Regions from separate parts of the Homo sapiens genome. Here region 1 is linked to region 2. Evidence: read pairs that join two places in POLR2A ChIA-PET (ENCODE). Cell type or tissue: PC-9. All regions are shown on one strand. Links, peaks and the distances in the headings refer to the core of each region. The heading gives the core; the rest is flanking DNA.

Evidence for each region. Peaks named below come from ENCODE experiments on the same cell type or tissue, not always from the same donor. Only the 100,000 strongest peaks of a DNase experiment are listed, where the experiment ranks them.
Region 1: POLR2A ChIA-PET joins it to region 2 with 22 read pairs; 6 of 35 experiments call an interaction of 5 or more read pairs at or near these places.

What each region holds. Positions count from the first base shown.
Region 1 is chr12:53,489,822-53,495,845 of GRCh38, forward strand. All of the region lies in intron 1 of MAP3K12 (mitogen-activated protein kinase kinase kinase 12), which reads right to left. Among named protein-coding and RNA genes, the nearest start is that of MAP3K12, 6.6 kb to the right of the region's middle. RefSeq lists a silencer at 3,057-3,306. In PC-9, for the core only: no CTCF peak of the experiment used is centred there; a DNase peak (open chromatin) is centred at 3,340; H3K4me3 peaks cover 1,470 bases.
Region 2 is chr12:53,646,236-53,652,259 of GRCh38, forward strand. No RefSeq gene overlaps it. Among named protein-coding and RNA genes, the nearest start is that of ATF7-NPFF, 23 kb to the left of the region's middle. RefSeq lists a silencer at 2,810-3,104. In PC-9, for the core only: no CTCF peak of the experiment used is centred there; no DNase peak of the experiment used is centred there.

The DNA.
Region 1 (6,024 bases), core at 358-5,357, 160 kb before region 2:
ATCAGCATATTTAACAAGCACCCTAGATTTGTAAAGCTCTAACCCAGTGCATGCTATTTTCCAGTCCCACTGTTACTGCCTTAGTTCAACCCTCATTAGCTGTCCTCACCTGGCCCAGGACAGCTGGTCTCCAAGTGCCCTCCCTAACCCCAATTCTCCACCCAGCTCCTTCAGAAGGATCTTTCTAAAACAGATTGGGGGCCAGGTGTGGTGGCTCATGCCTGTAATACCAACACTTTGGGAGGCTGAGGCAGGCGGACCACCTGAGGTCAGGAGTTTGAGACCAGACTGGCCAACATGGTGAAACCCCGTCTCTACTAAAAATCTCCAAAATTAGCCGGCCGTGGTGGTGGGCACCTGTAGTCCCAGCTACTCAGGAGGCTGAGGCACGAGAATTGCTTGAATCTGGGAGGAGGAGGTTGCAGTGAGCCGAGATCACGCCACTGTACTCCAGCCTGGGTGACAGAACAAGACTGTGTCTCAACAACAACAAAAAACAGATTGGGCCAGGCATGGTGGCTCACACCTTTAATCCCAGAAATTTGAGGGGCCAAGGCAGGTGGATCACTGAAGCCTGGAAGTTCAAGACCAGTCTGGGCAACATGGTGAAAAGCCATCTCTACAAAAATATAAAAATTAGCCGGCCAGGCACAGTGGCTCATGCCTGTAATCCCAGCACTCTGGGAGGCCGAGGCGGGCGGATCACGAGGTCAGGAGATCGAGACCATGCTGGCTAACACGGTGAAACCCTGTCTACTAAAAAATACAAAAAATTAGCCGTGTGTGGTGGCAGGCGCCTGTAGTCCCAGCTACTCGGGAGGCTGAGGCAGAAGAATGGCATGAACATGGGAGGTGGAGGTTGAGCAGTGAGCCGAGATCGCACCACTGCACTCCAGCCTGGGCAACAGAGTGAGACTCCATCTCAAAAAAAAAAAAAAAATTAGCTGAGTGTGGTGATGTGCACCTTTAGTTCCAGCTACTCAGGAGTCTGAGGTGGGAGGATACCTTGAGCCTGGGAGGGTGAAGCTGCAGTGAGCAGTGATTGCACCACTGAACTGCAGCCTGAGCGACAGAGCGAGACCTTGTCACAAAAGAAAAAACAACCACCCCCACCAACAAACTTGGCCACGTCGGGTTTTTGAACCAGGACACCCAATGATAATGGCTAACTTAAGGAAGGCTTACGGCTGGGCGTAGTGGCTCACGCCTGTAATCTAGCACTTTCGGAGGCTGAGACAGGAGGATTGCTTGAGCTCAGGAGTTCGAGACCAGCCTGGGCAACACGGTGCAACCCCGTCTCTACTAAAATACAAAAAATTAGCCAGGTGGGGCGGCGGTCGCCTGTAGTCCCAGCTACTCGGGAGGCTGAAGCAGGAGAATCACTTGAACCCGGGAGGCGGAAGTTGCAGTGAGCCAAGATCACGCCATTGCACTCCAGCCTGGGCGACAGAGTGAGACTCTGTCTCAAAAAAAAAAAAAAAAAAGAAAAGAAAAGAAAAACAGGCTTACTAAGTATGTTAGCTTCTGGTAAAGGTGCATTAGCACTTTGCATATTTAATCCTCAAAACTGTAAGCTGGGCATTATTAGCCCCGTTTTACAGACTAAGGCATAGAGGTTTTTTTTTTTTTTGAGATGGAGTCTTGCACTGTCACCCAGGCTGGAGCTCAGTGGCACGATCTCCGCTCACTGCAAGCTCTGCCTTCCGGGTTCACACCATTCTCCTGCCTCGGCCTCCCGAGTAGCTGGGACTACAGGCGCCCGCCACGACGCCCGGCTAATTTTTTCTGTGTTTAGTAGAGACCGGGTTTCACCGTGTTAGCCAGGATAGTCTCGATCTCCTGACCTCATGATCCGCCCATCTCGGCCTCCCAAAGTGCTGGGATTACAGGCGTGAGCCACCGCGCCCGGCAGGCATAGAGGTATTAAATAATCTGCCCACAGGGCCATAGCTATTAAGAAGCTCAAGCTCTGCTGGGCGCAGTGGCTCACGCCTGTAATCCCAGCACTCTGGGAAGCCGAGGTGGGCGGATCGCTTGAGCTCGGGAGTTTGAGACCAGCCTGGGGAACATGGGGAGAGCCTGTCTCTGCTACAAATACAAAAAATTAGCTGGGCGTGGTGGCGCATGCCTGTGGTCCCAGCTACTTGAGAGGCTAAGGTGGGAGAATCGCTTGAGCCCAGGAGGTGGAGGTTGCAGTGAGCCGAGATTGTGCCACTGCACTCTAGCCTGGGTGACAGAGCAAGACTCTGTTTCAAAAAAAAAAAAAAAAAGAAGAAGAAGAAAAAGAAGCTCAAGCTTCACCCCCAGCCTGGAAGGCGCTTCTCATCTCTATCCAGGTGTCACTTTATCCTGGACGTCCTTCTTTCCTGATCCGCTCTAGGTTAATGCGCCTTCTGGGCTGACACAGCCCCACTATGCGTCCTCTATCATGGTTCCCATTATACTGGACGGACAATGTAGTCGGGCGTCTGGCTCCTTTGAGAGCCTGGACAGCCTTTAGAGAGATGACTTCGCATCACAAGGGAACCATGGCTTGCAACAGCACCTGGCACGCAGAAGGTGCTCGGTAAGGTGGAACCACTGCTCTACTCACCCCGGAGGATCGCCTTAAGCCCCGCACACTCTCTCTGCGCGCGCGCGCGCGCGCAAACACACACACAAAACTAGCTCCCTGAATCCTCAGAAGAGCCAGGTGAAGGAGGTACTACTGGTCCCATTATATTCTTGAGAGAACTGAGGCCCAGAAAGCACAAATCACACTAAAGTTCAGCTTCCAAATCCCCAACATATCCCACGCGTTATTTGTGGCTTCAAGAGGTAAGGTGTAGGTTGCAATGCAAATTACAGACAAACACAGACCAAGCAAAGTGCCAACATATGGGAGAATTTCGTCTGGAGGACCCAAGGGATTTTGCCTGCCCCCCAACCTCCCTCCCCGCCCCCACCACCTCCCACTCCGCCGCAACCCCGGGCTTCGCTTCTGGACCACCCAGAAACAAGGCCCAAGACTCTGGGACGCTCTCGCCTGGCAGGCCAGGAGGGAGGGATGGCGGGATTGGAGCCCTCGGGGAGGAGCCGGGGCCGTGCCCTGGACAGCTTGGTCACCAGCAATGGAAGGACGAAGCCCAAGTCAGGACCGCTGAAAGTGGGGAGGAAGGGGTTACGGCCACAGCGCCCCCTCCCCCTTCCCGACCTCCTTCCCGGCCGTCACGTGGCGCGTGGCTGGGGCGGGGGCCGCGGCGGCGGAAGGGGGTGGTCCGGGTGGGGAAAGGGAAGGGACACGGCCGGCTGGGGGAAGCGCTGGGCGCTGCGGCGTAACCATGACGACTGGGCCTGAGGCGGCGCGTGAAGTCACCAGGACAAGATTAGCCCCGGATCACGTGAGCGCGACGTGGGGGCGGGGCTGTGCCTGGGCCCCGCCCCTGACCTGGGCCGGCCCAGGTGGCTGGTTGCCGGGATGGCTGCGAGGATCTTAGGTGCGGACCCCCACCCAGCGGTCTGCCCCATCTGTGTTCCCTTCCTTCCCCTGCCCCCGCATGCAGAGAGATCTTCGGCTGAGGCGTCTGGTGTTGGCAGGAGGGGACTTGTGGGGTTGGCATTGGGGGTGCAGTACCACAGGGAAGGAAAGCAGGAAATGAGAGAAAGGGAGACAGGGCACAGAAAAGGCGAAAGGTACAGCTAGGAAGGAGGAAGGAGCTGAGACATATACAGACACCGGAGCAGCGTCAAGCGGAGTCAACCCCGAGAAGGATGGCTTGAAAAGCTGTTTGGAAAAGCAGAGGACCCTGAGAAAATGGAGATGAAAGGGGAGTGAGAAACACGGAGAACACCCATCTCCTTTTCTGTCTAGAAGCCGAGCTTTGAGTAGGCACAGCACCTGGCTTTTTAAAGGAATTTTTCAGCCGTCATCTGGTTGTTTGACGACTAGGTGGTTTAGGCATAGAAAGGGTGACATGCTCAGAGACACTTGCAGCCAGCCGAGCCTCCCTCCAGTTCACCAGGCTTCCCCAGAGGCCCTTCTGGTATCCAGGGCCAGCAGCTGGGGAGAGAAGGAGAGAAGCCATTTCACCTGTTTGTCTTTTACGGTAGTGGGGATAGCTGAAGAAGTAGGAGATGGGACCAAGGGAAAGATCTCAGGCTAGTTGACGGCTCTTCCACATTGACCTGGAGTGAGGGAAAGCTGCTGCCCCTGGGAGCTATAGTAAAGTGGAGATTCCTCTCTCCCAACACACACACACATACCCCTTTTTGTTTCCTTTATTTCTGACCTGCCAGCTGTGTCCCACTGCCCCCTGGCTGGGCCTTGGCGCCAGAGCTTTGGAGGGGCGTCTAGGATGGCTAGGAGCCCCTGGCCCAGACGTTCAGTCACCCTGGGGGAGGGTAGCTGTCTCTCCGTTATCAATTATGCAGAGCATGGGGGAAGGGCAGCAATGTGACAGGAGGGTGGGTCTCTCTGTCACTCACTGTCAACCATATCTACCAAGTGTTGATGGTGCTTCTGCCTCACATTGGGTGAGGGGACAGAATGATCTCTAAGCCATACATGTGCCAGGGGAGGAGGCTCTTTGGACACCCAACAGGCCCTAATTCAGTGCTTTGCTGGTGGCCCCAAAGTGACTCCATAAGGAGGCTACAGGGTAGAGTGGGGTAGGAAGTCACCCCCCATCTATCCCACCTTCTAGGTTCTCTGGCCTGAGATTTTGGAAGCCTGTGGCAGGTAAACTCTCTGAATTCTCTCTAGCTCCTTCTTGTATAACAGCAGAATGTCAATGCTAAGCTGTTTGGTGGTCTTAGGGGCTCAGTTCAGAGGCCAGGTCATCTGCCTAAATCTTGGGCTCTCACACTGAGTGCTCTCCACTGTCTGAGACCTCATTTTTTTACTCAGGAAAAGGAGAATGATTCCCTTTCTCTCGTGAGTGGGGGTAGGAAGGGGAGTCTTCAAAGGGAAAGGAGACCCAAGACTTTGGAGTCCTAATTCCACCTCTGCAAGCTTTGAAACCCTGAGAGGATAAAGGTCTCTGATCAATCGTGGCCATGCCTCCTGTCCCCTTGGCTGCAGCTCGTATTGTTTTTGAAACAGGGTCTCGCTTTGTTGCCCAGGCTGGAGTGCAGTGGGATGATCACGGCTCACTGCCTGCAGCCTCAACCTCCTGGGCTCAAGTGATCCTCCCCCTTCAGCCTCCTGAGTAGCTGGGACTACAGGCACTCACCACCACACCAGACTAAATTAAAAAAAGGCCGAGCACAGTGGCTCACGTCTGTAGTCCCAGCACTTTGGGAGGCCCAGGCGGGCGGATCATGAGGTCAGGAGATGGAGACCATCCTGGCTACCATGGGGAAACCCCGTCTCTACTAAAAATACAAAAAATTAGCTGGGCGTGGTGGCGGACGCCTGTAGTCCCAGCTACTCGGGAGGCTGAGGCAGGAGAATGGCGTGAACCCAGGGGGCGGAGCCTGCAGTGAGCCGAGATGGAGCCACTGCACTCCAGCCTAGGCGACAGAGCAATACTCTGTCTCCAAAAAAAAAAAAAAAAAAAAAAAAAAAAGGCCAGGCGCAGTTGCTCACGCCTGTAATCCCAGCAATGGAGACCATCCTGGCTAACATGGTGAAACCCCGTTTCTACCAAAAATACAAAAAATTTGCCAGGCGTAGTGGTGGGCGCACCTGTAGTCCGCCGCCACTGCACTCTAGCCTGGGCAACAGAGCGAGACTCCATCTCAAAAAAAAAAAAAAAAAAAAAAAAAAATTGTAGAGACCATGTCTCATTCTGTTGCCCAGGCTGGTTCCAAACTCCTGGGCTCAAATGATCCACCAGTCTAGGTCTCCCAAAATGCTGGCATTACAGGTGTGAACCACTGTGCCCTGCAGCTTGTTTTTATTTTCCATTTTTCAGGATCCGCAGTCCTGGCCCCAGGATCCCAAGAGGAAAAGAACTATTGCTTTTCTTAGTGCCCTCATGAGGGAGAAATGAGTTCCCCTGAGAACTTGGGGGAAAACTGGAGATCACCCCTAAATTCGGGTCT
Region 2 (6,024 bases), core at 417-5,416:
AGGAATGCTTTTACACTGTTGGTGGGAATGTAAACTAGTTCAACCATTGTGGAAGACAGCGTGGCAATTCCTCAAGGATCTAGAACTAGAAATACCATTTGACCCAGCAGTCCCATTCCTGGGTATATACCCAGAGGATTATAAATCATGCTACTATAAAGACACATGCACATGTATGTTTGTTGCAGCACTATTCACAGTAGCAAGGACTTGGAACCAAATGTCCGGCAATGATAGACTGGATTAAGAAATGTGACACATATACACCATGGAATACTATGCAGCCATATAAAAGGATGAGTTCATGTCCTTTGCAGGGACGTGGATGAAGCTGGAAACCATCATTCTCAGCAAGCTATCACAAAGGCAGAGGACCAAACACTGCATGCTCTCACTCATAGGTAGGAATTGAACAATGAGAACACTTGGACACAGGGCGGGGAACATCACACACCGGGGCCTGTCAGGGGGTGGGGGGCTGGGGGAGGGATAGCATTAGGAGAAATACCTAATGTAAATGACGAGTTGATCGGTGCAGCAAACCAACATGGCACATGTATACCTATGTATCAAACATGCACATTGTGCACATGTACCCTAGAACTTAAAGTATAATAAAAAAAAAAGAAAAACAAATTAAGTGGATATGGTGACCCATTTTATGGATGCCAGTCAGCCCTCTTTCCCAGCCACCCCTGTCATTGTCCAATGGGCTAATAAACAAAATGGCCATGGTGGCAGGAATGGAACTTATGCATGGGCTCTTTAACATAGACTTCCACTCACCAGGGACAACCAGGCTACCACTGCTGCTGAGTGCCCAATCTGCCAGCAGCAGAGACCAACACTAAGTCCCCACTATGGCCAATTTCCTAGGGTGATAAGCCAGCTCCCTGGAGGCAGATTGATTACATTGGACAGCTTCTATCATGGAAGGAGTAGCTTTTGTTTTTACTGGAACAGACACTATAGATACAGATTTGCCTTCCCTGAATGCAATGCTTCTGCCAAAACTACCATCAGTAGACTTATAGAATGGCTTATCCACCATCCTGGTATTTCACACAGCATTGCTTTTGATCAAGGAACTCACCTCACAGCAAAATAAGCACACCAATGAATCTGTGCTCATGGAATTCACTAGTTTTAACATATTCCCCACCATCCTGCAATAGCTGGTTTGATAGAATGGTGGAATGACCTTTTGGAAACTCAGTTACAGCTCCAGCTAGGTGGTAATATATAAGTAAGAGCTGGGGCAAGTTTCTCCAGAAGGAGATATGAGTTGAATCAGTGTCCAATATATGATGTTATTTTCTCCATAGACAAGATTCACAGGTCCAGGAGTCAAGGGGTAGAAATGGGAGTGACACCACTCACTGTTACCCCTAGTAACCCCCTAGTATCCCCCTGGCAAAAAAAAAAAATTTTTTTTTTTTTTGACAGAGTCTTGCTCTGTCGCCCAGGCTGGAGTGCAGTGGCATGATCTCGGCTCACTGAAACCTCTGCCTCCTGGGTTCAAGTAATTCTCCCGTCTCAGTCTCCTGAGGAGCTGGGATTACAGGTGGACAACACCATGTCCGACTAATTTTTGTATTTTCAGTAGAGACGGGGTTTCACCATGTTGGCCAGGCTAATCTTGAACTCCTGACCTCAGGTGATCTACCCATCTCAGCCTCTCAAAGTGCTGGGATTATAGGCGTAAGCCACCAAACCCGGCCACCCTAGAAAATTTTGCTTCCAATTCCTGCAACCTTATGGTTTGCTGGCCTAGAGGTCTTACTTCCAAAGGAAAGAATGCTTTTGCTAGGAGACACAACAATGATTCTACTGAAATAGAAGTTAAGACTGCTAGCTGTTCACAGGACACCTGCCACATGGACTCCTCATGCCTCTGAATCAACAGCCAAAGAAGGGAATCACTGTGCTGGTTGGGGTGATTGATCCCAACTACCAAGGCGAAATTGGACTGTTACTGAACATTGAAGTTAAGGAATAGTATATCTAGAATACAGGAGATCTCTTAAAGTGTCTCTTAGTATTACCATGCCTTGTAATTAAGGTCAATGGCAAACTACAACAACCCAATCCAGGAAGGATTACTAATGGTTCAGACCATTCAGGTATGAAGGTTTGGGTCACTCTACCAGGTAAAGAAACATGACCAGCTGAAGTGCTTTCTGAAGTCAAAAGGAATGGGTACTTGAAGAAGGTAGTTATCAATAACAGCTACAACCACGTAACCAGTTACAGAAATGAGGACTGTAATAATGTTATGTGTATTCCTCTTTATTTTGTTATAAATATGCTTGTGTATGTATACACACACTCACACACACACACACACCTCTCTCTCTTTATATATGTATATGTATTATATTAGTCAGGGTTCTCCAGAGGGATAGAACCAATAAGCCATATGTATATATAAAAGAAGTTTATTGGCTGGGCACGGTGGCTCACAACTGTAATCCTAGCACTTTGGGAGGCCAAAGCGGGCAGATCACTTGAGATCAGGAGTTTGAAACCAGCCTGGACAACATGGTGAAACCCCGTGTCTACTAAAAATACAAAAAAGTAGACAGGCGTGGTGGCGGGCGCCTGTAATCCCAGCTACTTGGGAGGCTGAGGCAGGAGAGTTGCTTGAACCTGCGAGGTGGAGGTTGCAGTGAGCTGAGATCTGGGAGGTGGAGGTTGCAGTGAGCCGAGATCGTGCCTCTGCACTCCAGCCTGGGCAACAGAGCTAGACTCTGCCTCAAAAAAAAAACAAAAAAAACAAAAAAAAAGTTTATTAGGGAGAATTGGCTCACATGATCACAAGGCAAAGTCCCACAATGGGCCATCTGCCAGCTGGGGAAAGAGAAGCCGGTAGTGTGGCTCAGTCCAAGTCTGAAAGCCTCAAAACTAGGGAAGCCAACAGTGCAGCCCTCAGTCTGAGGCCAAAGGCCCGAGAGCCCCCGGGAGGCCGCTGGTGCAAGTCCCAGAGTCCAAAGGCCAAATAACCTGCAGTCTGACATCCAAGGGCAGGAGGAGAGGAAGCAAGTGTCCAACATAGGAAGAGAGAGACAGCCAGAAGACTCAGCAAGAGGCTGGGCATGGTGGTTCATGCCTATAATCCCAGCACTTTGGGAGGCTGAGGTGGGTGGATCATTTGAGGTCAGGAGGCTGAGACCAGCCTAGCCAAGATGGTGAAACCCTGTCTCTACTAAAAACATACAAAAATTAGCCGGGTGTGGTGGCATGCACCTGTAGTCTCAGCTACTGCGGAGACTGAGGCAGGAGAATCGGTTGAACCCAGGAGGCGGAGGTTGCAGTGAGCAGAGACTGCACCACTGCACTCCAGCCTGGGCAGTAGGGCAAGACTCTTTCTCAAAAAAAAAAAAAAAAAAAAGACTCAGCAAGCAACCTTATTCCCCCTTCTTCTGCCTGCTTTGTTCTAGCTGCACTGGCAGCTGGTTGGATGGTGTCCACCCATACTGAGGGTGGGTCTTTCTCTCCCAGTCCACTGACTCAAATGTCAGTCTCCTTTGACAACACCAACACATACACATCCAGGAACAATACTTTACCAGGCATCTAGACATCCCTCAATCCAGTCAAGTTGACACCTAATATTAACCATTACATGTATCAGGCAAATATCTTTGTCTTCCTCTTATTCCCTTATGTAACATAAGACACGGTGGCTCACACCTGTAATCCCAGCACTCTGGAGGCCAAGGTGGGAGGATTGCTTGAGGTAAGAAGTATATATATATATAATATATATATTATATAATATATTATATTATATATAATATATTATATAATATATATAATATATTATATTTATAATATATTATATAATATATAATATATTATATTTATAATATATTATATAATATATAATTATATATATTATATATTATATAATATATATAATAATTATATAATTATAATATATATTATATAATATATAATATATAATTATAATATATATATTATATATATAATATAATATATATAATATAATATATAATATATATATATATAGAGAGAGAGAGAGACAGAGAGAGAGAGAGACAGAGAAATTGCATTTGTGCTTTTTCGGTAATATTTAAGAAATCTTTGCCAAACCCAAGTTACTAAAATTTTCTATAGTTTCTTCTAGCAGTTTTACAGCTCTTACATTTATGTGTATAATTCATGTTGACGTTTTGAGACAATTTTTGTACATATTGAGAGATGAACAGCAAGGTGGCTTTATTTTGCATATTGCTCCAGAACCATTTGTTGAAGTTTATCTTTTCCCCTATTTGAATTACCGTGGCACCTTTGCTGAAATTCAATTGATCATACATATGTAAGGTTTTTTTTTTTTTGAGGCAGAGACTTATTCTGTCACCCAGGATGGAGTGTAGTGGCACCACCATAGCTCATTGCAGCTTTGCACTCTGGGCTTAATGATCCTCCTGCCTCAGCATCCCCAGTAGATGATCCTCCTGCCTCAGCCTCCAGAACAGCTGGGACTACAGGTACATACCACCACACCCAGCTTATTTAAAAAGAAATTTTTCCTGGCCGGGTGCAGTGGCTCATGCCTGTAAATCCAGCACTTTTAGAGGCTGAGGCAGGTGGATCACCTGAGATCAGGAGTTTGAAACCAGCCTGGCCAACATGGAGAAACCCTGTCTGTACTAAAAATAAAAACAATTACCTGGGCGTGGTGGCAGGCCCCTGTAATCCCAGATACTCAGGAGGCTGAGGCAGGAGAATCACTTGAACCTGGGAGGCGGAGGTTGCAGTGAGCTGAGATGGCTCCACTGCACTCCAGCCTGAGTGACAGAGTGAAAACTCTGTCTCAAAATAAATAAATAAATAAATAAAATAAAAATTATTTTTGTAGTAATGGGCTCTCACTATGTTGCCCAGGCTGGTCTCAAACTCCTGGCCTCAAGCAATCCTCCTGTCTCAGCCTCCCAAAGTGCTGGGATTATCAGCATGAGCCACCATACCTTATGTAAATCTCTTTTTGGCTCCGCTTTTTTCCATTGGTCTATTTACCTATGTTTACTTCAACACCACACTGCCTCGACTTACGTAACTTTATATGTCTTCAAATCGAGTAGTCAGTCCTCCAACTTTGTTCTTTTTCTTTTTTCTTTTTTTCAAGATGGAGTTTCACTCTTGTTGCCCAAGCTAGAGTGCAGTGGCACAATCTCAGGTCACTGCAACCATTGCCTCCCAGGTTCAAGCGATTCTCCTGCCTCAGCCTCCTGAGTAGCTGGGATTACAGGCACCTGTCACCATGCCTGGCTAATTTTTGTATTTTTAGTAGAGATGGGGTTTCACCCTATTGGCCAGGCTGGTCTCGAACTCCTGACCTCAGGTGATCCACTCGCTTTGGCCTCCCAAAGTGCTGGGATTACAGGCATAAGCCACTGCCCCCGGCCTATTTTGTTCTTTTTCAAAGCTGAAGTTCTGGTTATCCTGGGTTCTTTGCATTTCCATGTACATTTTATAATCAGCTTGTCATTTACTTTTCTTTTCTTTTTTTCTTAGAGATAAGGTCTTGCTATGTTGCCCAGGCTGGACTTGAACCCCAGGGCTTAAGCTATCCTCCTGCCTCAGCCTCAGCCTCCCAAAGTGCTGGAATAACAGGTGTGAGCCACTGTGCCCAGCCTTGTCATATTCTTTTTCTTTTTTTTTTCAGCCTTGTCATATTCTAAAAAAAGAAAATAGCCTGTCTGGATTTTGACTCATTGACTGGGATTGTGTTAAATCTACACACCAATTTGGGGAGAAATCCATTCTAGGCAACGTAGTGAGACCCCATCTCTAGAAAAAAATAGAAAAAATTGCCAGGCATGGTGACACATGCCTGTAGGTCCAGCTACTTGGGGGGATTGAGATGGGAGGATTGCTTGATCCTAGGAGGTCAAGGCTGCAGTAAGCCATGTTTGTGCCACAGCGCTCCAGCCTGGGCAACAGAGTCTCAAAAGAAAAACAAAACAAAAAACAAAAACAATTTGGGGAGACACGACT